Linked DNA regions of Homo sapiens: regions 1, 2, 3, 4, 6 and 7 are each linked to region 5. Evidence: chromatin loops called from intact Hi-C (ENCODE). Cell type or tissue: MCF 10A. All regions are shown on one strand. Region 1 has its middle 22 kb from the start of ATP5MC3. Region 2 overlaps LOC107985962 (a long non-coding RNA gene). Region 3 has its middle 26 kb from the start of CHN1. Region 4 has its middle 70 kb from the start of ATP5MC3. Region 5 holds the start of HOXD12 (homeobox D12). Region 6 has its middle 64 kb from the start of CHRNA1. Region 7 has its middle 230 kb from the start of ATP5MC3.

Evidence for each region. Hi-C counts contacts between places; a loop is a spot of excess contacts. Peaks named below come from ENCODE experiments on the same cell type or tissue, not always from the same donor. Only the 100,000 strongest peaks of a DNase experiment are listed, where the experiment ranks them.
Region 1: it touches region 5 in a loop (12-fold over the local background); 9 of 110 quality-filtered maps call a loop at or near these places.
Region 2: it touches region 5 in a loop (8-fold over the local background); 99 of 110 quality-filtered maps call a loop at or near these places.
Region 3: a loop joins it to region 5, with 7 times the contacts of the local background. A loop is called at or near these places in 13 of 110 quality-filtered maps.
Region 4: it touches region 5 in a loop (10-fold over the local background); 44 of 110 quality-filtered maps call a loop at or near these places.
Region 6: it touches region 5 in a loop (11-fold over the local background); 14 of 110 quality-filtered maps call a loop at or near these places.
Region 7: a loop joins it to region 5, with 12 times the contacts of the local background. A loop is called at or near these places in 26 of 110 quality-filtered maps.

Annotation. Positions count from the first base shown.
Region 1 is chr2:175,201,878-175,205,877 of GRCh38, reverse strand. No RefSeq gene overlaps it. Among named protein-coding and RNA genes, the nearest start is that of ATP5MC3, 22 kb to the right of the region's middle. RefSeq lists a silencer at 1,971-2,110. In MCF 10A, a CTCF peak has its summit at 2,055 (motif pointing left); a DNase peak (open chromatin) is centred at 2,047.
Region 2 is chr2:175,688,205-175,692,204 of GRCh38, reverse strand. All of the region lies in intron 3 of LOC107985962 (a long non-coding RNA gene), which reads left to right. Among named protein-coding and RNA genes, the nearest start is that of LNPK, 310 kb to the left of the region's middle. In MCF 10A, a CTCF peak has its summit at 1,890 (motif pointing left); a DNase peak (open chromatin) is centred at 1,894.
Region 3 is chr2:175,029,485-175,033,484 of GRCh38, reverse strand. It overlaps the pseudogene RNU6-1290P. Among named protein-coding and RNA genes, the nearest start is that of CHN1, 26 kb to the right of the region's middle. RefSeq lists a silencer at 2,305-2,374. In MCF 10A, a CTCF peak has its summit at 2,293; no DNase peak of the experiment used is centred here.
Region 4 is chr2:175,249,942-175,253,941 of GRCh38, reverse strand. No RefSeq gene overlaps it. Among named protein-coding and RNA genes, the nearest start is that of ATP5MC3, 70 kb to the right of the region's middle. In MCF 10A, a CTCF peak has its summit at 2,265 (motif pointing left); a DNase peak (open chromatin) is centred at 2,281.
Region 5 is chr2:176,096,106-176,100,105 of GRCh38, reverse strand. It overlaps HOXD12 (homeobox D12), which reads right to left and starts at 311. Exons shown (of 2, transcript NM_021193.4): 1 at 1-311. The coding sequence starts at 304. RefSeq lists enhancers at 1-456, 1,998-2,580, 2,581-3,164. In MCF 10A, a CTCF peak has its summit at 2,344 (motif pointing right); DNase peaks (open chromatin) are centred at 2,345 and 3,435.
Region 6 is chr2:174,698,507-174,702,506 of GRCh38, reverse strand. No RefSeq gene overlaps it. Among named protein-coding and RNA genes, the nearest start is that of CHRNA1, 64 kb to the left of the region's middle. In MCF 10A, a CTCF peak has its summit at 2,333 (motif pointing left); a DNase peak (open chromatin) is centred at 2,316.
Region 7 is chr2:175,413,337-175,417,336 of GRCh38, reverse strand. No RefSeq gene overlaps it. Among named protein-coding and RNA genes, the nearest start is that of ATP5MC3, 230 kb to the right of the region's middle. In MCF 10A, a CTCF peak has its summit at 2,257; a DNase peak (open chromatin) is centred at 2,296.

The sequences.
Region 1 (4,000 bases), 890 kb after region 5:
TGGTGGACCTACTGCTAGCCCATAACTTCATTTCCCTTATCTCCATCTCCCCTGACTCTGTGATGATGGATCTACTGAAGGAATGGACATTCAACCACTCTTTTTTTTTTTCATTATTGTTGTAAGATGAGTCATTCAGCCATTCTAACAGATGAACAGAACAGGGTACCGGCGAAGTCCAAGGAAGTTGTGAGGCATGCTTCTGCAGTTGCCTGACTACACATGATAAATAGCCTACACTTTCCAGGCTATTTGTGATAACTCCAGCTCCCCAAAAACTCTGGACAGTGGCTTTGTCACTTACAGGCTTGCTGCATAAATAAATCTTAGCTATTCAATATCTATATTATTCATTCAAAAAGGACTCTGAGCAATTTCATAAAGATCAAAAGTAGAATAATGGTAAGCAGGTACTGTAAGGAGTGAAGACTTACTGTCTAATGGATACAGAATTTCAGTTTGGGATGATGAAAAAGTTATGGAGATGGATGGTGGTGATGGTGGCACAACAATGTGATTATACTTAATGCCACTGAACTGTATACTTAAAAATGGTAAAAATGGAAAATTTTATGTCATACATATTTTACCACAATTGTTTAAAAGGACTTCGAAAACAGGAAACAGGAATATTATTCTCTCATATTCTCCTACTCTAGTTAGTTACTTTTGTTGGTAAGGGACAGATATTCACTCAAGTTTCCACAAGTAATGGCTGTTTATTGCAAGACTTAAGATGGAAGCCAGGATCTCATGGTGATCAATGAGCAGGGACCAGAAATGGAACAGAAACTGGGACTGTACCAAGAACCCTCAGGAGCAAGAACTGTGAGCCTTCCCTCAAGAGCTCCACCAGAAACACTGCTCAGCCTCCTCTTGTCCCTGCTTCTCTTCACATATCTTCTAGCTAAACCGTATGTAACTAACCTGCACAATGTGCACATGTACCCTAAAACTTAAAGTATAATAAAAAGAAAAAGAAAAAAAAAAGACTGAATTCCTCTTCATCTTTTCTTTTTCTAGTAGCTTAAGCTTAGTTATTGTCTCACCTTCTGCAAGGCTTAGTTTCCTCATAATCTGGCTGTGCTCTTGGCCTCTATTCTACATTATACCCCCACTATACATTATTTCATATCAGTTTCTACTATGAGTCCCCTCATATTCTGTATCCCGAATCAGATTCTCATAGGTAAGCATATAATTGGTCCAACTTGTTCCTCTTTGAACAGTTTTTTAAGCTAAATCACCCCATGAGCTGCTCTCCCATCATACTTTGGCTCCCTCTGGTCTAAGCAGCCATATTAAAGGTGGATTTATATGGTTTAAAATATGGCCACCTTCAACTGCCTCTTTAGCAGCAGTGGTGGATATGAAAGACTGTGATAGCCCCATCCAGTACAATCTTGTTTGCTGTATCTTCTCTCCTTATGCTCTGGAATAATAACCCCTCTCTAGGCAAAGCCACAGCAACTACATCTGGGTTCAGTGGCATCTTAGACATTTGTATATATCAGGAGGATCTCTACTATCAAATAGAGCTAAAGACCAAATGGCTGGCCTGGAGATTACATCAGCAGCAGCACTGGAGATCGCCAACACATGTCCCTACCAAAGAGCATGTTTCAGGTGAGACCACAATGCAAAACTATTTTAAAACACTTAGCTTGATTTTACAGCACATTTTTTACCCCTATTGGTTAATCATTATGTTCCTAATTTTGGCATAGCGTAAATCCAAAAAAAATCCTCTGGACAAACGTATCATTTTAAGTCAGCAAATTATTTTTAGTTCTTGGTCATTAAATCCTAACATATATCTAGCACGTTTGGCCTGTAGCAATTGTATTAATTATTGATGTTTTAAACTGCAGAAAATAGTTTATCATGTGGGCAACAAACTAAGTAAAATATCCCCTAAACTTGGAGATATAGGGCACTATTTCTTGAGATATCAGATCGGGCTGTCCGAGTCCTGTAGAGCAGCTGGCTCAATCCACCTCTGCAGGGCTCGAAGCTTCTAGGCAGAACAGGCAGAAAAGCTGCATTGTGGGTGCCCCCAAGTGGGTACAATTTGATGTGCACGCTGAGGATTTTCTCGCCAGCTCCTCTAGCATTCGGTCATGTCTGTGAAGTGATTTTAAAGATGGAGAAAAGCTAAAACGCGTGTATGTTTTACAATATACATCTCTCATAATATCAACTGAAGCAATATTTAATGTTTCAGTCTACCACAGATCATTTATTTTCTAGCAAATGTCTTTCAGAAATGTTTTCAAGTTATGCTGCCATTAAAATATGGAGTAGAAAAAGAATGGAGTTTAGTGTCAGACAAAACTTGACTTTGAACACTGGCTCAGCACCTTACTAGCTGTGTGGCCTTGGGAAATTCATTTTACTTTCCTAATCTATAGTTGTCTCATTTCTAAAATAAATTCAGGAGTATTGGAAAGGAAATTTACCTCGTAGGGTTATTTACTGGATAAGGCAATAACGTAATATGATCAGTGTGCAGCACATTGTAAGTGCTCAATAAATATAATTTATTATTGTTTGTAAAAAATATTTATTGAGATATACTGATATATTAAAATTCTAGGAGGTCCTCAATACCTTTTCAATAAATCCCTTTCCTACTTAAATCAGCCACAGGCAATTTCTATTATTTACAACTAATAACTGGGAAATATATATGATCATAGCCAGGAAAAAGTATGCAGTTGACCTGTATTCTTCAAAAATGTCAATGTGGCTGGGCCCACATTAGAGGGGAAAAATTCTATAAAGAACCTTACTGGAACAATTGATGAAATTGGACTATGAACTGCAGACTAGGTAAAAGTTTTATATCAATGTTAAATTTCCTGAATTTGATAACTATACTGTGGCTATGTAAGAGAACCTTCTTGTTTTGAGAAAATATGCACAGAAATATTAAGGGGCATAATGCAGGCAACCTACTTTCCAATGGCTTAGAAAAGTAATTAAAATATCTATAAAATGTCTTTGTGCAAATGTGTATAGATGATAGACACATAGATGTTTATGTATACAGTTAATACCATACGTGTGTGTGTGCATGCATGCACACAGTCAGAGAGAGTATTAAAAATTATGGAAAATGGCAAAATTTATTGAATCTGCATAAAAAATAAATAGGAATTCTCAGCATACTTGCAACTTTTCATGGTTTAAAATTTTAAGTTTAAAAACCTACGTTTAAAATGTACATAAAGAAATGTAAAAGGTAGTGAAGTAGCCCCTGAAAAAAATTAGCTAACTATCCAGAACTTTGAGAAAACACACAAAATTTTTGCAAATTCTTTAGCAAATAATATCTGTTAAATGTTAAATGAATGTCTGCTCTCTAAATAACATTGAAATATATCAACTAATTCTTTTTGAAAATTGAGAATTAAAACATAAATGGTTTTCATGAGCAAGAAAAATTATGAACTTCAAGAGCTCAAAGGAACCATAGAGATTACCTAGTCCAGGTTTCTTTCAAAGACAGAAAATCATCCAAATTCCCTTAGGGACACGTCATCCACTCTTACTCTATGAGATAATCACCCTACACTAATTACTTGATGGTTTAAAATTATATATGGCTCATTATTCTGAAAACTAGTAAATAAAAGGAAAAACTCAACAATTTAATTCTGGCTTTTTGGTTCTAATTGTATTATCGGGTAACAAAAATCGTTGATAAAGGAAAGCTCTTCTTTGCAAGATAATTCCAGCTAATAGACGAAGAAGAAATGATAGGAAAAGAATATTGTCGTTTTTCAATTCTGATGAAATAATGGATCTAGGTAGTAATCATTAATGGCCACTAAAATCACTAAGTGAAAAGCTGACAGGGAATTATAATAAATCAGGCTGACCTCACTGATTAATTACAACATCACAAAAAAGACAATCAGATGTTATGTGTCTCCTAAATGGTGCACATAGGAAGTACACAACATCACCTGTGAATGCTATTTGAAGAAAGCAAAAA
Region 2 (4,000 bases), 410 kb after region 5:
ATGAATCCAGGAGCTGGTTTTTTGAAAGGATCAACAAAATTGATAGACCACTAGCAAGACTAATAAAGAAAAAAAGAGAGAAGAATCAAATAGACACAATAAAAAATGATAAAGGGGATATCACCACCGATCCCACAGAAATACAAACTACCATCAGAGAATACTACAAACACCTCTACGCAAATAAACTAGAAAACCTAGAAGAAATGGATAAATTCCTCGACACATACACTCTCCCAAGACTAAACCAGGAAGAAGTTGAATCTCTGAATAGACCAATAACAGGATCTGAAATTGTGGCAATAATCAATAGCTTACCAACCAAAAAGAGTCCAGGACCAGATGGATTCACAGCCGAATTCTACCAGAGGTACAAGGAGGAACTGGTACCATTCCTTCTGAAACTATTCCAATTAATAGAAAAAGAGGGAATCCTCCCTAACTCATTTTATGAAGCCAGCATCATCCTGATACCAAAGCCGGGCAGAGACACAACCAAAAAAGAGAATTTTCGACCAATATCCTTGATGAACATTGATGCAAAAATCCTCAATAAAATACTGGCAAAACGAATCCAGCAGCACATCAAAAAGCTTATCCACCATGATCAAGTGGGCTTCATCCCTGGGATGCAAGGCTGGTTCAATATACGCAAATCAATAAATGTAATCCAGCATATAAACAGAGCCAAAGACAAAAACCACATGATTATCTCAATAGATGCAGAAAAAGCCTTTGAAAATAATAATAATAATAATAATAACAATATTGAAACACATATAACTCTATAAAGTAGGCTCTGTTTTTTTCTGATTTCAGATGAGGAAACTACAGCATGGGCAGGTAAATATGTTGATCAAGTTGACTTAGCTTTTAGGCCAATACTACTTAAATAGTTTGCTCTTTCTGTAGCATGAACTTAGATTTTTAGAAACAATTGTGGCCAGTAACACAATGGAAAGGCATCATCTACATTCCAAATCGACCAGACTAGAATTGTGTCCTGCTGTGTTGTGTTAGTGGTGCCATGTCAGTTCCCAATGATAGTGATTAACAGTAACATTTGGAGAAAGGACAGCAGTGGAGAGTGAGAATGTAGCTTTATCATTGTGAAGAGCTGAGACAGTAGCAAAAAGTTTCAGGATAGACTATCTGAGAAATGAGTGGGACTTGGATTTTGGCCACTCATTGATTCGTCCAGAAAATATTTAATGAACATTTACTGTGTGCCTGGCATGCTGTTCTCAACCGTGAGGACCATGGTGAGCACAACAGATGAAGCCCTTCCTGTAATGTAGATAACATGGCCTCCAAAGGTACTTCACACTAATAATTTTTACTTCCATTGTCTGAAAATTTAGTTGTTCACAATCCTCTGCTTTTGAGGATGTTCTTTCTGTGTTTCAGTTACTTCTCTAGGATTTTCTTCCTATAAACTAGTTTATCTTCTGATGCACAGAAAGGGACTATATTCGTGTGGTCTGTAAGATCAGGGGAGGAAATAGCTCTTGCAGGTTATTTAAAACGTGCATGAAGATATGCAGGCACGGCTTACACAGCCCTGGGCTTCAGCCCAAGAATGTGCTGATCATGTCCACAACTACAACTGCATAAAGACCCACATTAAAACAGTAATAACAGAGAAATGAAGGGGAAAAAAGTCACAGAGACAAAGCAGAAATGGTTCTTGAATTAAATCACTTTTATCTGAGCTCATTCGCTTAAGGATGCAATCAGCTCACTATTTCAGCAGCTTGGGACCTTAGAAATGTATTTCAAGATTAATTATAAAATGAATTCTTTAAAATGGAAAAATACACTACTTTCCTATTACTCTTAACAAGAGTCTAAGGTTAATGAAGCTTTGAGGCAGTTTAGTGGTTTGACTGCCACCTACTGTTCATTTTTTGCCATAACTCACATGTAGCTTGGGCAAGAGGTAAGAAAAATGCCTTGGGCAAACCATTTTGTAAAAAAGTATTTTAACATATGTGCTGTAATGTAACTATTTAAACATTTTAAGGGATTGAGAGAATGTGATTGATTCCATTTCAAATTACTGTATTTGTCATAGTAGTTTATGAGAGCCCAGTGGTTAAAAATGCAAATTATAAGGCATTCTAATATATATATACACACACATATATATATACACACATATATACATGTGTATATATATGCATGTATATATATGTATGCACAGGGCATTTCATTTAGTCCTGACAAAGCATTATACTTGAAATTTATAAAAATATGCCACAAACACAAATGCATCAACCTGAAAATATCATCTCATGAAGCTGGCATCTGATCTTTAAAACGGAAAAGAGATCTCCATCATCACACTTTTATGCTTACATGGCTTGTGAAGACTTCAAGAATATAAGCACTTATTCTGTCAAAATAAGGAGATCAAGTACTAGCCATCTCCAGCTAATTCAGAATGCCCCAGACTTTTGATAGAAATCTGTTCAGTTAACACTGCAGCAGTCATGATATTCTGTTAAATGCTTAAAGTTCAGAAGGCAGAATGGTTGTGCATTTTTTTCTCTCTATTATCTAAATTTCTTAATTCAGAGTAATAACTCATTTTCCGGATGTGACAATGCTATTTACTGTTTAAATATAGAATCTTGGTGGAAACTTTATAAACATGTCATTCCTAAGGCACATTTTAAAAAATGTCTACATGAGTCTATGTGAGTTATTTTATTTTTAAAATTGTACCTTTTCAAGCCTTTGTACTAAATTATGCATATAAAAAATTGCAAACTGTTTATGTGTTATTACTGATGTATTGTATATCTTTATATGCTTTTGTATTTACAAATATATTTGTAGATTGTTTCATTCATACTAAAATCTGCTTATATTTATTATATTTTTTAAAGCACAAAGAAAAAGTCACCTAGAATATTTTGGCATTGTTAAAATGTGCCTCCTGCTAAAACTATGTTGCAGTTTTCAGTATGAAATGGTGTCAATAAATTTCAACATTCTAGAATATCTTCAATTAACATTTCTTTTCTCTGCTAGGGACAGTTATAGAATAGTGGTAGCTTCATTTGTTAAGACAATCTTGATGAAAGAAAACATCAATATCCTCGTTCATTTTTTGCCATAATAGTATTTTTTTTCTGATGTATAAAATAGCCATCTTGGATTTCAGAATCACTGTTATTAGGCCTTTCTCTCTCTATATATAGTTTTCAGATAAATGCACATTGTTTAAAAATGTGTCCTTAGTGATGCCAATAATATAGATACAAAATGAAAGCTTTTCATGTGGATTTATTTACAGTGATGCTGATAAAATTTATAAAAATGATATAAGATGATATTAAGCAACATGAGCAAATTTGATCAAATATTCATTCTATAGCTTCCCCCTAAGTGATTCCATCCAATAACAATGACACTAATCCAAAGCCAAAGAAAAATAGTTTTACCTAAAATGTTGGCAAAGGAGCTGGAACAAATAGAATTAAGCTGACCTTTTAATAAATGTCTGTTTATTGATTTAAATTCACTTTTTTCTTTTTCTGAGCAATGCTGACGAGGCCTGTTAGAATACAAGCATGTATAATAACTTGGACACAACCATTTTTACTTCTTTTGTGTGTCATTACTGAAAGATTGAAGCAAGCTTCACCTAAGTGTAGTGATGCAAAAATAATAGTATCCCAGTCTGGCTGCGCAAGAGTGGAGGCAAACAAGAGCTTCATATTAAAGTGCCTTCTAGGTAGCTGACATGACGCATCTAGTCAGACGTAAATAATGACAGACGGAAACTATCATGAGGTCTGTGAAGCATCAACATACTGCTATCATTTTCTCTCTAACCTTGCCTTGCTAGCAGCTCTCAGCCTTACAGGCTGAGAGATCATTTAAAAAGCAAATCCTAATGACTCTGCCCACTGTAACAACAGTCAGCAAGATTGGCATCAATTTAGCTCAGTTTAGAAACTCAGAATAACAGCCATTGTTGACTTGCAACACC
Region 3 (4,000 bases), 1.1 Mb after region 5:
AAAAATTGACAAGTGGGACCTAATTAAATTTAAGAGCTTCCGCCCAGCAAAAGAAACTACTAATAGAGTAAACAGACAACCTACAGAATGGGAGATAAAATATTTGCAAACTATGCATCCAACAAAGGGCTAATATCCAGATTCTATAAGGAATTTAATGCAACAAGAGTAAAACAAGTAACTGCATTAAAAAGTGAGCAAGGGACATGAACAAACACTTCTGAAAAGAAGATATACAAGGGGCCAAGAAACACATGAAAAAATGCTCAACATCGCTAGTCATTGGAGAAATGCAAATCAAAATCATAATGAGATACCCTCTCACACTGGTCAGAATGGCTATTATTAAAAAGTTAAAAAAAAACAACCAGATGGCAAGGATAAAGAGAAAAGGGGATGCTTATACACTGTTGGTGGGAATGTAAATTAGCTCAGCCACTACTGCAAGCAGTTTGGAGATTTTGCAAAGAACTGAAAATGTAACTACAATTCAACCCAGCAATCCCATGATTGGGTATATACACAAAGGACAGTAAATCATTCTACCAAAAGGACATCACAGCCCTATTCACCATAGCAAAGACATGGAATCAACTCAGGTGCCTATGAATGGTGGATTGCATAAAGAAAATGTGGTACATATACATTATGGAATACTATGCAGCCATAAAAGGAATAAAATTATATCTTTTGCAGTCACTTGGATGCAGCTGGAGGCTATTAACCTAAGCAAATTAATGCAGAAACAGCCAAATATTGCGTGTTCTTACTGATAAGTGGGAGCTAAACCTTGGGTAGACATGGACACACAGATGGGAATAATAAACACTGGGGACTCCAGGAAGAGGCATGGATGGATGGGGACAAGGTCTGAAAAAACTTCCTATTGGATACTTATGTTCACAATCTGGGTGATGGGATCAGTAGAAGCCAAAACCTCAGCATTATGCAATATACCCTTGTAACAAATCTGCACATGTACCCCTGAATCTAAAATTAAAGTATAAATTTTAAAAATAATTAATGGCTTAACACTAAAACACAAACTAATCTGAACTATTCTAATGATTGACAGTAAAAGCATTACTGAAAACAAAAGGAAACTTATTGCCATCTAATTCAAGTGCTTCTGATCCAGCTGCTATGCCTGCTTTTGTGTATCTCAGACAGAGACCAAAAACAGAGAAACATGGGCTTAGAGTCTGATTTAGCCTACAGTTGAGAAGAAAAGCTAGAATTTGGGACAAAGAACTAAGAAGACATGCCATGCAGGAATTTTTAGGACGTTCCAAGAGCTGTAATCCAAAGAGTTTGCAGCTAGGAAGCTGCTACTAGTTCACCTGCCGGTGGACACTGGCCCTACCCACTACCCACTAGACTCTGCACTGTTAGCCCTGTGAATAATTTCTTTTCTTTTCTTTTCTTTTTTTACTTTGAGATGGAGTCTTGCTCTGTCACCCATGCTGGAGTACAGTGGTGCGGTCTCGGCTCACTGCAAACTCTGCCTCCTGGGTTCAAGCAATTCTCTGCCTCAGCCTCCCAAATAGCTGGGATTACAGGCAACCGCCACCACGCCTGGCTAATTTTTGCATTTTTAGTAGAGATGGGGTTTCACCATCTTGGCCAGGCTGGTTTTGAACTCCTGACCTTGTGATCCACCCACCTCAGGCTCCCAAAGTGCTGGGATTACAGGCGTGACCCACCGCGCTGGGCCAGTGAATAATTTCTTAATGATGTCTTGATCTTTGCATTATTGCTCAGGAGTTAAAGCTGCAAGTGGCAGCATCTGATTGGCTGAGCTCAGCCCCCAAGCTCCTCATGCTGACTCCTCAGGGATGGAGAAATGGGTACCCTCCCCTTGAAATTCTGTAGTGAGAGCGAGGCCTTTTCTCACAAAGATTTATGCAATGGAAGACTCACCCAACAGAGAAATAAAGTTTGGATGCTCAGTAGCCAAGGGAACTAACAAACATCCACCATAGTGAAATATGAAATTGAAACATCAGAAGCTAAAACCAAAAATGCCTAGAACTGCTTTTCAGGTTGAAATGGTCTAGGAAATTTAGGGATACTTCACTGATTTAGATAGGAACAATTTCAAATTTATTTACATTTCAACTGAGCAGGGCAGGACTGGGAAATACTTCATGGGGGGTACTTCCATGAAAAAAAGTCACATTTCACATAAGGAGCCTAGGAAAAGCAGAAGCAACTCTGAGGACTCAGGAGCTGGCTGGGAGAGCATCCAGGCAGCTGTGCACATGGGCACAGTATAGTCAGGACTCTGGGTCCACCTGGTGGTGCAGTTTTTCTTCAACTTTTCTTTCACTGCAGTTCACTGTGGATGGCCCCCATTTCCCAGCAGTGTGGCAATGAGCAAAAATGGGCCCAGATACAAAGCCTAATGTGAGTTCCCTGCATGACAGTGGAAGAGGGGGTGATTAATCAAGAAGACAGTTCTTCATGGGTCGGGATGGGAACCTGGCAGCTCCGGGAGTGCTTTTCCTTTAGGGACACACAAAACACTTCAGCACTGAGGAACAGAATTTCTGTGATTCTGAGACTGGATGCACAATTGACACCAGGGCTCTTAGGGGTCTCCACCTCATCCTTAGGGCCAAGACAGCAGACAGACAGCTGCTAAAGCTGTGGCCCTGTGAAGCTCTTCTTGGCCTGTGGGTCACTCTTCCTCCCTCTTTCCCACAACCGTCTTCTATGGACTATGTCAGCAGAGAGGCTGCCTGGGCAGCTCTGCTGTCCTTGCTGTGTCTCTTACGGCCTTTGACCACAGCTTCTCTCTTGCCCAACACTTGTACGTACCACCTGATTGGCTGCATTTAATCACTGCTTCCTAGGTTTCTCATGCTTTCCTTCTCTAGTTTAAAAGTCCAGCACTTTTTTCTACCTGCCCCTTTTGGTTTCATGTTAGGGTTTCCTGTGGCTGTGCCCCACAACTCAGAGATGTACCCAGGATGATGTCAAACAAGTTGAGGTTATTGCTTGGAGATTGACTTACTGCTAAACAATGTCAATATATGTCTTTGGGGTTGCTACACACAGATGTCCTTGGCTGTCAGTATCATGGAATCTCTCATCATGGCAGTGATGCTATGGGCAAGGCCCTTGGATCTCACCACCTTTATTCAAGAGACAAGCTGAACCCGACCAACTTTCTTAGAAATATAATTTAGCAGTGTTGTTTTTTTCATTAGGTTTAATTAAATTCAGTAAAATGTATGTATCTTAAGTGTAAAGCTCAGAGAATTTTTATGGACATGTGTCCCCATATAATCATCCCCCAGATCCAGGTATACACACGTAAATGAAGTCTGACAGCATGAGTCAATTGGAGCTAATTTCTGCATTCAGGGGGAAAACAGCTAAGACAGTGATTCTCAAACTTTCATGTGCTTCCGGATCACCTAGAGGGCTTATTGAAACACAGATTGCTATTCCCAGGTAATATTAATGCTTCTTGTTCAGGGACCACATTTAGGGAATCCCAGGGCTCAGGACTGCTAGGAAGCGCTAAACTGTCTCCAATTCATAGACATGCAAAGAAGGAAACCCCATTAGCAAAATAATTTTATTTATTAATTTTTCTTTTTAAAATATGCAATGTGTCATGAATTTGTGTGTCATCCTTCCATAGGGGCCATGCTAATCTTCTTTGTATTGTTCCAATTTTTTAGTATATGTGCTGCCCAAGAGAACACAATTTTAGTAAAAATGAATTGGCCATATACTTAACTGAGGATCTTTAAATGCTAGCCTTCTATTTTCTGACCCAGAATTTTCTGAGTGGGTCTTGGTTGCCAGCAAAGGAGTCCACAAAGTTATAAGCATAGACTGCATCAGAACAATGCCCTTTTGAGACTACTTTCCAATGAATTAATCAGTGCTGAGTACTTGAAGAGCTTGAAAGGATCAATATGCTTTTAAAGTCCGGAAGACTCATCATACCCTTTTTACAGTCAGAGCAGGGGTATTGGTAAATTGC
Region 4 (4,000 bases), 850 kb after region 5:
TAATGAGTCTAGTCGGGAAAACAAAGCTGCTAAGCATTCCACAGCAGACTGCACTGCAGTCCAGGACTGGGGGAGTCTTTTGGGGTCTGCTGAGCATCTGAAAATACATTTTAAGGTGTTCTGGTTATTAAAGAAATCAAACTTCTTAGTTTCTTATTTTTAAAAGAAATACGTTGCTAAAAAGCATTATCTGTTGTTGATTCTTTTGTACTTCTGTAAACTATTTTTCTGTATTCATAAAATAATTCTAAAACCTTAAGTGTATCTTATGCATTAAAATTTTTTATTCATAGTATTTTCAGATGAAGTAGACCATCTCTTCCAGGAAAATGTTTCCATTACTAATTCAAATTGCCCCTAAGCAACCTAAATAAAGAGACCATATAGTGCAGTCATTCAGAACAGGAAGTCGGATGTCAAAGAGTTCTGGATTCAAATTTGAGCTCTACTACTTACCAGCCCTGTGACCTGAAGCAAGCTACTTTTCTGTGCAAGATCTCTGTACTGAAAATAGAAATAACGAGAGTTATTTTAAGAATCAAATTAGATAATGAATGTATGGTGCCTAGCAGAATGCCTGTCACTACTATTTTGTTGTGTACTTTTTGTTGTTTTATTACATCCATCTCATGAATTTCAAGCCTTAACAGCATAGAGAATAGCTGTTCTATCCAGGGAATAGAAAATCATCAAGCATCAATTATTACGTTGCTCAGCTGCTATGTTGTAGAAAAGGAAAGCACGGCTATCCCACAAGTTGTGAGAACTAGGGAAAAGAGAACTGGAGTGATGGGAAGAGGAAGCAGTAGGAAACATGAAAGTCACTTAATTACCAAGAAGATGTTTTACTAATGTATCTCACATGTTGTTAATTAATTCAGTATATACTTATTGCACACTAACTATATGCAAAACACTGTGCTAGGTGTCAGAGTGTTCTGGAGTTACAAAGATCAGACATGTTACCTGCCTTCAATAATCGTAAAGCCCAGCAGAGTGGTTGCCTTCATTATATCTGTACTACCTTGCCTCGTAGTCACTGACTTACCAGCCTTAGTCTATTGATTATGAGAAGGTATGCTGTCATTCACATTTGTTCCTCTGCACTTAGCACAATACCTTGCTCCTAATAAGTACGCAATAAATGTTTGTGGAAGTAAATTCTTATCATGAAGGAGAGAATCAATCATTGTTGGATTTCTAACTATACTATGTAAGCTCTTAGAAGGCAAAGACATGTACTTGTAAATTTCTTGATGCCAAGAGAAAGGTGTTTTTGATATTAGATTAGCAGTTATGCCAATATTAAAATACTGCATCATTTGTTCTCACTCATAGGTGGGAATTGAACAATGAGATCACTTGGACACAGGGCAGGGAACATCATACACCAGGGCCTGTCAGGGGGTGGGGGGCTGGGGGAGGGATAGCATTAGGAGAAATACCTAATGTAAATGATGAGTTGATGGGTGCAGCAAACCAACATGGCACGTGTATATCTATGTATGAAACCTTCACGTTGTGTGCAGGTACCCTAGAACTTGAAGTATATATATATATAAAAACTGCATCGTTGTTAAAATGAGAGTTGCTATGCAATATCAAAGTGCACTTATTGCAGTCTCCATTTTCAATAGGCCTTTTTAGTCACAGGTGCATAAAATATGCATTGTATTGCACTGTGGTATCTACTTAAAGGAAATAAAGCAATGAAAATATGCTCTCTGTAAACAGGCTCTTTCCTTGAGGTTTGGAAAACCCATTTTTTGATAAGATACTATAAAGAAGCTTTACGTTGAGTCATAAATGCTGGAACTTCATGATTTATTTTTAATTCATATTATTTTAGTTTATTTGTCTATTAAAATACATTATAAAATATGGACAATTATGTTTAAATTAGGAAAAACTGATTACACAATGTGTATGTTTTCCAATTCTCATGTGGCTTAATAGACAATTCATAATACTGTTATAGTTTATTTGATAAAATTATGGTTTGAGGAGTGTATTCTTTCTGATGTTCTATGAGGTAGATTGTGCGTTGTTATATTACTGAACTTCGTTGGCTGTGGAAGTTTGCAGCTGAGGCTTTAATGGCAGAGTGGAGGCAGGCTACTCCTCCTCTATTGAAGCTGATTATAATCGGTAGGCTGGAATGAAATTATCTACAGCCTAATCCAAGCATGATGACTTTCCATTAATCTGTGATGGGGTTTTATTTCTTTATTATGAGCTAAATGTGTAAACGCATAAGAATTAGCAAAGCCATTTTGGCACGATTTAATTCTCAGGGCTCCCTCTGCTGGTAGTGAAAGATGACAAATTTACAGAGAGCTTAAGAATGAGGGCAATACAATTATTACCACAATTTTGCCATTTATATTAGATCTAAATTTATTGTTGGACACTTATGCAATAAAACCAATGTTTTGGTTTACAGCTAGCCAGTTTTCCCCTTAAAGATTAAGTGATATTTTGTGGTTGAATTAATTAGTCTTTTCATCATGGAAAATTGAGCTATTTTGTATTTAAAATAAATATTTGCCAGAGTTATACACAGTAATTTATAACATCACTTATACAAATTATTACCAACAGCTTACATAAATAAAAATGGAACACTTAATAGAGACATAGTGAAGATTTAGTAGCTACCCAAACTACTTCATTCTCCCCTATAATTCCTATACAACAAATACCCCACATACCATCTGATAAAAATTACTTTCTGAGACATAATTCCCATCTCAATGTAATATATATATTACATGAAAAATTGGGGCTGGGCGAGGTGGCTCACGACTGTAATCCTAGCAGGATTTGGGAGGCCAAGGTGGGTGGATCACTTGAGGTCAGGAGTTCGAGGCCAGCCTGACCAATGTAGCAAAACCCCGTCTCTACTAAAAACACAAAAATTAGCTGGGCGTGGTGGTGGGCACCTGTAATCCCAGCTACTCAGGAGGCTGAGGCAGGAGAATCGCTTGAAACTGGGAGGTGGAGGCTGCAGTGCCACTGCATTCCAGCCTGGGCAACAAAGCAAGACTCCACCTCAAAAAAAAAAAAAAAAGAAAGAAAGAAAAGAAAAAAATTGGAAAAAATATTCAAAGTGGAATCTCTGAGACAGAGTACTCATATATATGAGTGCTCTTTTAACTTTGAAGCATACTTTCGTATTTATTATCATATTGTATCCTAACAACCCTAGAAATAGAGCAGAGACTATCAACCTAATTCGACAAATACAGAAACAGAGGTCAGAGATTTTAAGTGACTGTCCCCAAGTTATACACTAGTTAGTGGAAAAGAGTGTTTCTTCCAGCAAGGCTCAAAAGCCTCTGTCTCTTGAGAACTATTTAATAAAAAGGCATCAAGAAAATTATTTAAATAATCTAGTTTTTTATTAATGATGTTGTCTTGGATGGCTTCTTCATATTTATACTTCACAATACCCTATTCTGACCAGCTCCCAATGAATCAAAATCTTCTGAGAGCTGTAGACAAATTTCAACAAAGGGTTCTGTCAATGAATGAGAGAAGGCATGAGGGAACTGGCCAGGTAGAGTTCTAGTCAGGATCTTGAGAGACCTCCATCTAGTATTCAGCTAAAATTGTGCAAATGTAGGCATTGTCCTCTTCAGAGACTTTTTTGATCCAAAAGGGACCACTCTATCATTATCCAGTAGGTTGGTGCTTAAAAGATGGGCTATTTTCTCAAAACTCCAAGTTTCAAGATCATTCAGGAAGTGATGAGAGTTCTGTTATTGTATAGAACTATAACCTGGGTTCTAATTAGGTCAGCCTCAAGATAAAAACAAATGAATAATACAGTTCCCAAGAGTCACCCAGACCATAAGCAGATAATCTTTTGAAACCAAATCACAAACTTAGCTTTTTTCCATGCATAAGTGCACAACCTTTTAGCAAAATTTAATGACAGAGTTGAGACCAAAGATTCTGGTCTAACTAACAATCCTCAGTGAAATCAGTTTGATGGTTT
Region 5 (4,000 bases):
CATAGAACTTAGCCTGCTCTTCGGGTCCGTCTTTGGCTGTTGGGGGCTGCAGGCCGAGAGGCCCGGAGCCAGCCAGGTAGGGCTGCGAGAAGCCGCCGAAGGCAGTGGCGCCCGCAGGCTGCGCGGGGGCGCAGGAGGCGGGCGTGGCGGCCCAGGGCAGCGCGCCGCGCGGGTAGGAGATAGGGGGAAGCGCGGCCAACTGGCCGCCATTCGGCCTCAGGTTGGAGAAGTAGAAAGAGTCTGGCGACTGCAGATTCAGAAGCGAGCCCACATAGCCCGCTCTGTAGAGACTGCGCTCACACATCTCCAACAAAGGGCTTCGGCTGCGCTCGCAACAGTATTTAGTTACAACCGGGAATAAGAGGACAGGCTCAGACGATTGGACGAAACTTTGCCTGCAGGTTCTTCAAAGCCGGTCATTTCAGCACCGCCTACATCCCCCCGACCCGTTTTCCCCCCCTTCAGAGTATTATGATAACACCCGCAATGTTCGATGGCGAAGGACGAGGCTGCCAGCAGAGCCAAATCAGGTTGAGCGAAGACTAACTGTCTGCGGGTTTCCAGGCCCGGCTTCAGCAGCTGGGGACATCGGGCAAGAGGGTGACTCTGCCCAAGTGTCCCCTGGGACTCTTCTTGGTCGTGATTGGCTTTGCGATTCGTTTTCCGCAGGCTTTCTGGGCCCGGCTTGCTTCTACCGGCTTTAAGTTGCAGCGGAGGCATTTTCCATTAACCGGCGCCTCTCGACTTATCCGGAGAGGGCGCGGTCCGGCGGCACCAGGAGCTCTGTCCCTTGGCCTGAGCAATGTCACTTTTACCCCAATCACTCCCACAGAGAGGGTTTCTCCAGAGACCTCTGCCTGAGGATCTGGCAGCAAAGACCCATTCGCTACTTGAGCCCTCAGTCCCAGGCCGCAGACACAAAAAGGGCATCACAAACTACCCAATTTTGGGATCCAGGAAGGAGGCCACACTATTTCTGGTTTGTGTCCCCATGGCTAAGAACTCTGATCATAGGGAAATTGCCATACAGGTCCATGGAGAATGTCCGCCAGGGAACCCATCAGCTCGATCCACCAATCGTGGCCAAAGGCTACATTCCTTTTATCTTCAGGAGTCCTCTCCAGGACTACACACTGCAAACCAGAACTCCGAGGTGTCCCCATCCACCAAGTGGAGGGCAAAGCAGGACGAACTCCCCCGACTGGGTGTGGAAAGGCAGAAGAGCCAGAACCACCTGGCCGGGGAACAGCGGGCGTTCGGAGGCAGCTGGCTAGCAGAGTTCCTTGCCTCAGCGCCCCCAGGGGTGCCGGGGATAGGGAGTTCACGGGTCTGACAAACAGGGAAGTGGGAAAGGCAGCAGTTCTTAGCCGGGAGCGGTGTGCTCAGACCCCGTCGCTGGCCCTCTTGCCTAGTCCGGCCAGAGGACTAGGGGTCCTCCCCTCCTGCCTCTGATCCCAAGACCCTGGGAGACCCGGTGACCGGCGCCAGTCTCAGCCTGCAGCAGGACCCTCGGTCTCCGAGCCAAGCTGGAATTGGTTAGATCGCGGGCTCCTGCACTGAGACCACACAGGCGCCGCCGGAGGGCAAGACTGACCGCCGCGCTGCCACTTTATTGTGTGAGTTATGGCGACCAATTGGGTGGCTCTGGGGAACGCAATCGGCCTCTTCCTCCTGCTCTGGTGGGGGGGAGAGAGGGAGTGAGGACGGGGGGGTGGGGATGTCTGGGGCTCCTCTGGCTCTGCCAGAGAGTTTCCTTAGGAGCCCAGGCATAGAGACTCACTCGCTCTCGTCCTCTCTTGGGAGGTGGGGGCAAGCACAAACTGCAATCCCAGTTCCTAGATACTCAAGGGAATACAAGCCTCAGATCCCTAAGAGCTCTTATTTTGGGGAACCCATCCTATTTTCGAGGAGCTGCAGCTTCGTTACTCCCGAAAGCTCCAGCTCCAGGGGTCCCTGCAGTCTCTCCTCACGTTTCAGTGCACGACGATTCCTCGTTATTTCCAAGCCGAGGGGTGTCTCTTTCGGACCTTTAGGCAGCCCTACAACAGCTGTTTGCGCCTCAGGACTAAAGGCATAAAAGAACTCAGTGAAAAACAGGAAAAACAAGAACAACTAGGTTCCCTCCATTGCTCCTTGGACAGTCTTCCCACTTCATCCCCCGGGTTTATGACTTTCGAGGTCTGGCAGGCAAAGTCTTATGCGAGCTGGGGAACCTGATCGAGGGAGGATCGGGGTGGAAAGTAGTGGCGGGAGAGTGGCTTGGCTGGTGATTAAGAGAATGGAACAGGATTTGGCTGAGGAGCGAATAGAGAGCTCTGCCAATGCCGCCCAATGCCCAGGAGATGGCGAGCGCGCTCCATGCCTATCGGGGCGCAGCCGCACGGTCAAGATCAACAGTGAAGGGCGGTGCGGCCTCCCTGGGGTCGCCAGCCCGCTTTCAGACGCAGCCTAGCGCCTCCGAAAGCCGGAGATCTTGGCGGCAAGGCCGCCCCTGACAGCGGAGCCAGAGGGACCCAGGGGGCTGCCAGAGGCGGGGAAGCACTGCAGTCGCCCCTTTGTCTGACCGTGAGTCCCGGCTCCAATGCTTCCTTCGCCTCTTGAATCACGCGACACGGGGACCTCGTTCCCCCACCCGCGGCGCTAAAAACCTGCCGGGTTTCTGAGGAGCTCTCCTGCCGCCTGTCTCCAACCGAAGGAAAGGCCTCTCTCCAAGCCCCCTTAGCCTTCCGGGTTCCCCGAGGGCCTCCCTCCCAGTGCCTGGGCCACTTACCAGTTCCTCTCCTCCCTCTGCAATTTGGAATATAAAGGGAATGCATATGAATAACAAAGCCTTCTTCTGTTATTGATTTAGCCCTCAATCCAAATTCCTCCAGAGAGCGTTTGAGCACAGTTTTAATCTTCAGCAAACCTACCATTTCTCCAAGGCGGGGGGAGGGGGGGAAGTGACATGCAAACTAGAGATGAAAGGAAAGCCTCGAGGCAATCTCCCCTACCCACGATGGGAAACCCGAGAAATAGACAGGGGAAATGGAGTGAAGCTCCGGAGTGTGGGACTCACAAAAAATGGAGGGGAAGTTGGCGATTAGGAGAAAGGAAAAATGTGCCCGTTTCTGATGAAAACACATCTTTTGAGAAAAACCACAAAAACGGTAACGACCCTTCCCGAAGTGTAAGGTGGGGGATGGTGTGGCCCCTTGTGCACGGGTTATTTCTTCTGCAAAGATTGAATCGCGATCATATCTCTCTCTGTTTCTCTGTCTCTGTCCCTCCCCCTCAAAATCGAAGTTAGCTGTCCACGGTCGCCAGTAAGATATGAAAGAAATCAAGCTGGGACAGGGAAAACGAAAGTAGCTCCAAGTCTTAGGTCTCTGCGTTTTCTCTCTCAAAGTCATGAGGGAGCCCTCCCACCAGGAGAGTTTTCACACTAAGTGAGGTTTTAAATATCACTATGTAACTAACTTACACACTAAAACTTTAGCAACCACTGAGTTGATTGTGTGGGGAGCTAACCATGAGGAGTCATCCAGTTCCTCATCGGCCATTTCCCTGAGTGGCAAAAAGGCCTCAAACAGAAAATTCTAGTGCCTAAAAATTGCGTCTGAAAGTTTAGGTTTTATGTTTTCAGTTGTCAACTGCTCTGTGCAGACTGCCCGGAGAAGGCGATATGGGATAAGCTTGAAATGTTTCTTTTTCGATTGCCAAATATGGGTATGTCTTTCTAATTTCAAGACCTTCCTAGTCCAGATGTTTATAATGGTCTTTCCAGGTTGAAAATTTTCAAGTGAGTAAGTTTTTCTATGCACAGGCATACAAATACATATGGATTAAAAAATAAATAGAACTATATAAATAAATTGACAATAGTGAAAGAAAAGTAAAATTTTATTGTCTTTTGAGCTGGCCTGGTATAAAATATCATTTTAAACACTGTAAATGATATCCTCATTTTAAAACATCACTACTTATGTTAAAGTCATGGGCAAAAGGGAGGGAGGGGGGC
Region 6 (4,000 bases), 1.4 Mb after region 5:
GGAGTGCAGTGGCACGATCTCGGCTCACTGCAACCTCCCCAACCCGGATTCAAACGATTTTCTCCTGCCTCAGTCTCCTGAGTAGCTGGGATTACAGGCACCCACCACCATGCCCAGTTAATTTTTGTATTTTTAGTAAAGACTGGGTTTCACCATGTTGACCAGGCTGGTCTTGAGCTCCTGACCTCAGGTGATCCACCTGCCTGGGTCTCCCAAAGTGCTGGGATTATAGGCATGAGCCACCGCGCCCGGCCTGTTTGGCTTTTAATGAATCAAAGTACACTTGACTACATCCCATTAAATATAATTATTCTGTTTTATAAATACTAATAGTATTAACTTTGTGTCAGACACTGTTTTGAGTACTTTATAAATTACAAACCCCATGTGGAAAGTCTTAGCAGCAGCAGCAGCAGCTTCATGCTATTGATGAAGAAACTGAGACATGGCAAAGACAAGACTCTTGCCCAAGACTACACAGATAGATGTGGCAGAGCTGGGATTTGAACTCAAGACGTCTGAGTCCATACTCCTCAACACTCTCTGCTACCTCTTGAGCAGAGAATTAAAATTTGCCAACCAACCAACAGAAACAAACAAAAACACACAACCTTTAAGTACGAGTATGAAACGTCCCATTTTCTTCATCCTTTATTTATCAGTCACTCTCCCCTCGGCTGTGTTTTTTTTTTTTTTTTTTTTTCCAGACAGTGTCTCGCTCTGTCACCCAGGCTGGAGTGCAGTGGCACGATCTTGGCTCACTGCAACCTCCGCCTCCCGGGTTCAAGCGATTCTTCTGCCTCAGCCTCCTGAGTAGCTGGGATTACAGGCGCCCGCCACCACGCCCAGCTGATTTTTGTGTTTTTAGTAGAGACAGGGGCTCACCATGTTGGTCAGACTGGTCTCAAACTCCTGAACTCAGGTGATCCACCGCCTCGGCCTCCCAAAGTGCTGAGATTACAAGCATGAGCCACCACGCCTGGCCTGGCTGTGATTTTTTCTAAACACGAATGAACTGCTCACCACCAGCCTGCACTAGGCTCTGTTGGTCACATAGAAGTCAAGAAGGCATGGTCCTCGCCCCCAGGAAGTGAAGAGTATGAGACATCAATAGAAGGGAGAGAAGGTGATACATAAACATGGACATCCAGACATGGGAGGGTCTGTCTGGCCAATGGGGATCACAGACAGCTGTGACTTGTTCCAAAAAGAATCATTAATAATGATACCATTCTAGGGAGACCAAAGGAATTGTTTTCATTCTTCAAGATGAAAAATAGATTCCTTAACAAAGACTGAATTTGACTGTGATTTGGGAAAATGTTCTCTCACTTTAAGCTCTTTCTTTTCTTGATTTCATTCTCAGATCACTAAAGACACACTGATCTCTGTTTACCTTAGTAATGCGACCTCCCACATTTGAATGAACTATACACTGGCATTTATAGTGGGCTGTTTTTAGATGATAACAGCACCCTTTATTTGCTAGAAATGGTGACTCTGAACAATAGTATGCAGATTCGATTTTGGTAATTGAAGTTTTTTTAATGTACAATACTAGGGAGTTTGCTATGGAAAAATTTCTGAAGAGAATCCTTTAGTAAAGCAAGAAATTTTCAAAAATCATATTTTTGAAAATATGATTTTCAAAATCACCAGACCATGCGAGCAATTTGGGGCCTGCAGATGTGTCATCACCCTAATGTCCCTAGCCAATGAATGCTCAACAAATGTTGGAAAAATTAATTAAATTATTAATTTGCTTATTTTTTCCCCTAAGTTCTGATAGGTATGTCAGATGATCTTGATTCAAGGCACACCTGAATTTTGGCTACTTCATAGTCTATTCTTTGCAGCTCTTTGCAAAATAAATTGCACATTCTATGTCTGAGGCCTGGACTCAGCCAATATCTCAGGGAGACTTTGACCCTCATGAAAACCTGGGCACTCGGAAATGACCCTTGAATTGGCCTTGCTGCCCTCATGAGGTCCCAAGGCATTTTTATAAGCACAGCTTTCATCACTGGAAAATCCTGGGTTTATTTAAGGATCTGAAGAACACTCCAGACTGGCCTCGAGTATCTGTTCCTAAGACATTTAAAATATTATCTTTTTTCCCCTACTAATCATATAATTTAGGAGAAATTCATTTTGGAAAATAAGGTACTGCTGATAATACTTTTGTTGAGTTGTGATGGGAATTTTTGGTTGGTGGGCTATATTTGGGGAGGGTGGTTAGATAGCACAGTATACTATACCGTAGTTTGAGAAGAAATGGAGCAAACATACAGAAATATTTTAGTTGAATAAACTGGGCAGCAGCTCCCTCTTGTGTTGAACAGTAAGTACTACAGACACTTAATTAAAGTATGGGGAAGCATCCCTTCATGCACATTAACACTCCAAAACTGAGAGCTTTTCCCAGTAATTTTAAGTCCAAGAAAAGCATAGTGCTCAGTAACTTTTTTTATTTTACGCTATTTTATTTTAATTTATTTTAATCTTTTTGAGACAAAGTCTCGTTCTGTCGCCCAGGCTCGTGTGCCTTGGCATGATCATGGCTCACTCCAGCCTCAACCTTCTGGGCTCAAGCAGATCCTCCCACCTGAGCCTCCTGAGTAGCTGGGGCTACAAGTACGTGCCACCATGCCTGGTTAATTTTTGTATTTTTTGTAGAGACGGGGTCTCCCTATGTTGCCCAGGCTGGTCTTGAATTCCTCAGCTCAAGGGGTCCGCCTTCCTCAGCCCTGCAATGTGCTGGAATTCCAGGTGTGAGCCACCACGCTTGGCCAACTCTTGATTCTAATAGCACATCCACTGCCATTCATTTTTATTTAATTAATTTTTCCAACATTTGTTGAGCATTCACTGGCTGCCAGGAACTAGGGACATTAGGGTGATGACACAGCTGCAGGCCCCAAATTGCTCACACGCTCTGGTCCATCTAATGCCACTTCTTCTCATAATGCTGGTCCCCTGTCAACGGTGACCTGTGCCTCCTCAAACTGCCCCCTTCCTCTTCTCATCTCCCACCCCTACCCTACGACTAAGTCCAGCTCAGGCCTGTTCCCCCTGCCTCCCCTTGGTTGCAGCCAGTTGTTTTCTTGTCTTGTAACCCTTCCTGGATAATAACTCCTTTGAGGGCAGCAGCCCAGGGTCATCCAGTCTCAGTTTCCCTGCAGTCCCTCGTTCAGCATTAGTCCAGTTCATATTCAAATGCGTATTTGTTCCATTTAATTTAATTCAAACAAATAAAAAAGCAACAGATCCCCACAGCTATTAATAGCTTAAAAAGGGTTCCAATGAAGAACTGTATTTGACCTCTTTGTATGCATAACCATCAAAAGTGGAGTATGTAGCTATTGTTTTGTTGCTGCTGTGAATCCAAAATATCTGAGACAGGCCTCAACCAATTTAGAAATTTACTTTGCCAAAGTTAAGGATGCGCCCGTGACACAGCCTCGGTGGTCCTGACACCATATGCCCAAGGTGGTTGGGTACAGCTTGCTTTTATATATTTTAGGGAGACATGAGACATCAATCAATATGCGTAAGATGTATATTGGTTCAGTCCAGTAAAGCGGGACAACTAGAAGGAGGGGCGGGCTGGGGTGGGAGGGGTGTCTTCCAGGCCATAGGTAGATAAGAGACAAAAGGTTGCATTCTTTTGAGTCCTTGATCAGCCTTCCACTGAGTCTGGCTCAGTGAATCTGCATTTTTACATAGACAGCAGGGCAGAGGAAGCAATCAGATATGCATTTGTCTCCAGTAAGCAAAGGGATGACTTTCTGTCTAGCACCTGTGAAGATCAGCTATTATATTAGTCTACATTGCCAGGGTGAAATTCAACAGAACTGTTATAAGGTAAAAATCTTGAGGCCCACATGGAATTTCCTTGTGGGCAAATTGTGAGGGAGGTAGGTATCTCTTTAATCTCTGTAGCTATCTTATTTAGAAATTAAAATGGGAGGCAGGTTTGCTTGACATAGTTCCCAACTTG
Region 7 (4,000 bases), 680 kb after region 5:
ACTGCCTGGAGATGATAAAGGCCTCCCGTCTGTTTCACTGCTGACCATTTGCTGGTTGGTGTCTGCCTCATCCTTGGCTCTTCAATTGGTCTCTCTTTAGCACTTCTACAGATGGTTCTACCTCCTGCCCTGCAGAAGTCCCTACTCCTGTAACAAATTGAATTATCAATAAAAAACAAACTGGAAAATAATCAGCAGTTAAATAAAATCAATTATTCAAAAGAAGGTTTGATATGGAAAGGCAATTGGAGCTTTATTCAGCAGTGAATTGAAATTAATAATATATATTTTATTCTCTCTATATAGTAGAATCAAATCAGGACATTCAAGGAGAAATTCCTGCCCAGGGTTTGACCAACGTGCTGGCAATGGCCCTCCTATGCTGATCTCTTATAAGTCCTGTTTCCTCCAAGTTAGCTGGGTTTAGGCTCTTAAATTTCTAGTAGGGGTTTGAGAATTCTTAGTTATCTTTTGGTCTTTGAGTGACTGTCAACAGCAGAAAAAAAGAGACAATTGTAGTCATGCTGTGGGGAGAGGGCTGATATTTTGGTGATGAAAGAGGTTTAAGTTTCACAGAACTTTAAAAAACTTCCAATTATTTTAATAATTATCATCAATAAACTTTCCTCATGGTACCATCACTTGTATTTGTCCATGTGAAGAAGATAAACTTGAAAACTCATTTAAACCACTCCTTAAGGCTGAATAAAGGGAATCTAGCACAGGCTTTCTCCTCCAAAACAGAAAAAGAATATCTCAGCTGCTATGCAAGATTGAGAAAACTCAGAACCTGAGCTCTGTAGATCACTCTGAAGCTATAAGAATAAGGTGTATATACACAATGGAATATTATTCCACCACAAAAAGCATGAAATCCTATCATTTGCAACAGCATGGCTGGAACTGGAGGACATTCTATTAAGTGAAGTAAACCAGGCACAGAAAGACAAATACCACATCTTCTTACTCACATGTGGGAGTTACAAAACTTGATCTCATGGAGGTAATGAATAGGATGGTGGCTACCAGAAGCTGGGAAGGGCAGTGGGAAGGGAGGGATAAAGAAGGGTTGGTTCATGGGCACAAAAATACAGTTGGATAGAAGGAAAAACAGCCAGTGTTTGATATCACAATAGAGTGACTACAGTTAACAATAATTTACTGCATATTTTGAAGTAATAGAAGTAGATTTGGAATGTTCCCAACACAAAGAAATGATCAATGTTTGAGGTTATGGATACCCCAGTTACCCTGATTTGATCATTACCCATTGTTTGCTTTTATCAAAAGATCATATGTGCCTCAGAAATATGTACAACTATCATGTATCCACAAAAATTAAAAATAATTTTAAAAAACAATAGCAGAATTTAGGAATATGTGACAATAAAATCTCCCCTTTTCAGTAGGTCGTATAGAAACTATTGTGCGTCTGTTTTCCAAAGTTCTAATTTGTTTAAACATCACTTGAAATGTAGGTTCAACTGAGAGGGAAAGAAGAAGTACTTTCTCCTTTTAGAAATAAAGCTGGGGCTGGGCATAGTAGCTCACACCTGTAATCCCAGTGCTTTGGAAGGCCAATGCAGGAGGTTTACATGAGCCTGAAAGTTCGAGACCAGTATAGGCAACAGGGTGAGATCCTGTCTCTACAAAAAAAAAAAAAACTAGCTGGATGTGGTGATGTGTGCTTGTATTCCCAGCTACTTGAGGCTGAGGTGGGATGATTGTTTGAATCCAGGAGTTTGAAGCTACAGGAAACTACGATCATACCACTGCATTCCAGCCCATCTCTAAAAAACTAAAAATGAAAATAAAAATATATCAAAAAGAAATAAAGTTTGGGATATGTTAGCATGGTGAACATGAAAATACTAAGAAAGTTAAAGAAAATTAACTTTCTACAGCTTTAGTTTTAAGGCAATAGGAGATCAGTAGTAGAGTGAATACACAGGGCTACAGGCCAAGGAAACCTGTTTTAGGAAGGCAAGTCTTAGGCCTAGCGAATGTGCAGATATATTAGAAATGAGACTGTCTGAATAAATGCCATTTGTCAAAATGCTTGTAGCAAAGAGCTTACTTCAAGGCAAAGGTGATTCATTAAAGGAAGGAGGCTGGAAGGTGAGGGGTTCAAGATGTGAGTCATTTAGGATTAAATCCAAAGTGCTCCCAAACAACAAACAAATAAACACAACAAGCAATAATAAAAAGCAAACACATGTAGTCTTGCTTCTCAATGATGAGGGGAGAGTGAACCCCCTGCCGGACAGAGTTATTGGTGCAAGTCTGCTCTGAATCCCTGAAGCACTCAAACCACCTCTGGCTGTGCCCCAGAAATGCCTGGATTCTAAAGGAAGTGAAAGAGAAACTTGGATTCTAAAGGCAGTGAGAGCAAAAACGTGCACTTTTAAAACATTTTCTCTGAATTACAAGTTTATTTTAGGTTTCTTATATATTAATTCCTTTTAGTTTCTCAACACTTTAAACAAACGAATATTTGAATGTCTACTTTCTCCTTGATATTGAGTAGTATACATAAGGTTGTTTTTGCATATATTTACAGAAACCAACAATGTAAAATATGCAATTCGAAGTTGTTAAAAATTGCTACATTATGGTGACTCACTACAATGTGAAGGCACAAAACTAGAAGAAAAAGAACAATGTTTTTTAAAGCAGCTGAAGTAATTTTGTCCACCACTTGTTGCTTTTTGTTCTAGGTTTTGTCTGCTTTACCCTGTTGGTTCCTAAAATTAGGTGGAAAAACTTTAGTCCCAATGCAAGGGCCCAAATTGACCTTTGCTTATATTATTTTTCCTTTTATGTCTAGTCTATTTAATGAATATGTAACCATCCTTGGAAAACATTTGACAAGAATGCTACTGCTCCTATTCCTATGCCTAGGCAGACATCAGTAATTGATCATGGCACTGTCTCCCTGGTGAGTTGGGACAGAGCCACGCAGTTCTCCATGTATTGTTCCAAGCAGCCACTACGATTGGCTGGAATTAGCATATTAAATAAATCCTATTTTATGCCTTGGGACCAGAATCTCAGCTGTTGAAAATTCTGTATGCATAAGATAGGACGAGAATCTTGCCAGAGTGGTACTTTTTAATAACTTACATATACCATAATGTAGAAAGAAACATTAAAGAAGTAGCAACATTCATAATCTACTATCTATTTTGTTGCTCTTCACTAAATGGATTTGTTCTTATGTTTGTTGCTATTTAAGTGCAACATAATTACATATTATGGAACATGTATATACTACTTTAGTAAGGTTATTATTTATGTTTTGCCATAACTATATTTATTTGTTTCATTAGAGTGCATAAGTACTTTGGGGAGAGAGGCTTTTTCAAGATGAAAAGATGGTTTTTAATTATTATGGTTTTCTTTGCTTGAAGCTGATTTTCATAATTAACACATATTAGAGTCAAATGCAACCATGTATTTTATGCTCACTGGAGTATACAAAATTTAACTTTTCTCAATGGGCTGTTTGTGCAGTAGCAGTTTCACAATGGCCTCTGCACACTCTGGGTAATGGTAATATTACGTTAATGTGCTGATCTATACTATCTATACCATTGAAAGTATTAGATCAACTTTTTGCAGAGTTTACACAATGTCACATTTGCTTGATGAAAATGTCCATAGTAAAATTTCATTTCAGTAATTGAAGAGTCAAATCAGGCCTGACTAATCAGCAAGTGCAACCTGAAGGGCTTCAATCAGAAGAGGCAAAAAACTGTGTTATTGACTTTGTAAAAACAATACAACCTTTCTCATTTTTCTAGAGTCGAAAAAGAAAAAAGCAAATACAAAGTGCAAGTCCGAAGCTCTGCTTATTGGTTTTTTGTTCTGTTTTGTTTTCTCTAAACTTTTTTCCTTAATTTTGTTAGTGTTGCTTATAGCAGAGAAGCAGAGACTAGCTAACTCTTCGCTAAACCCACTTTCTCCTCTTCCTGGGCACACAGGTAGACTACATTCTCAA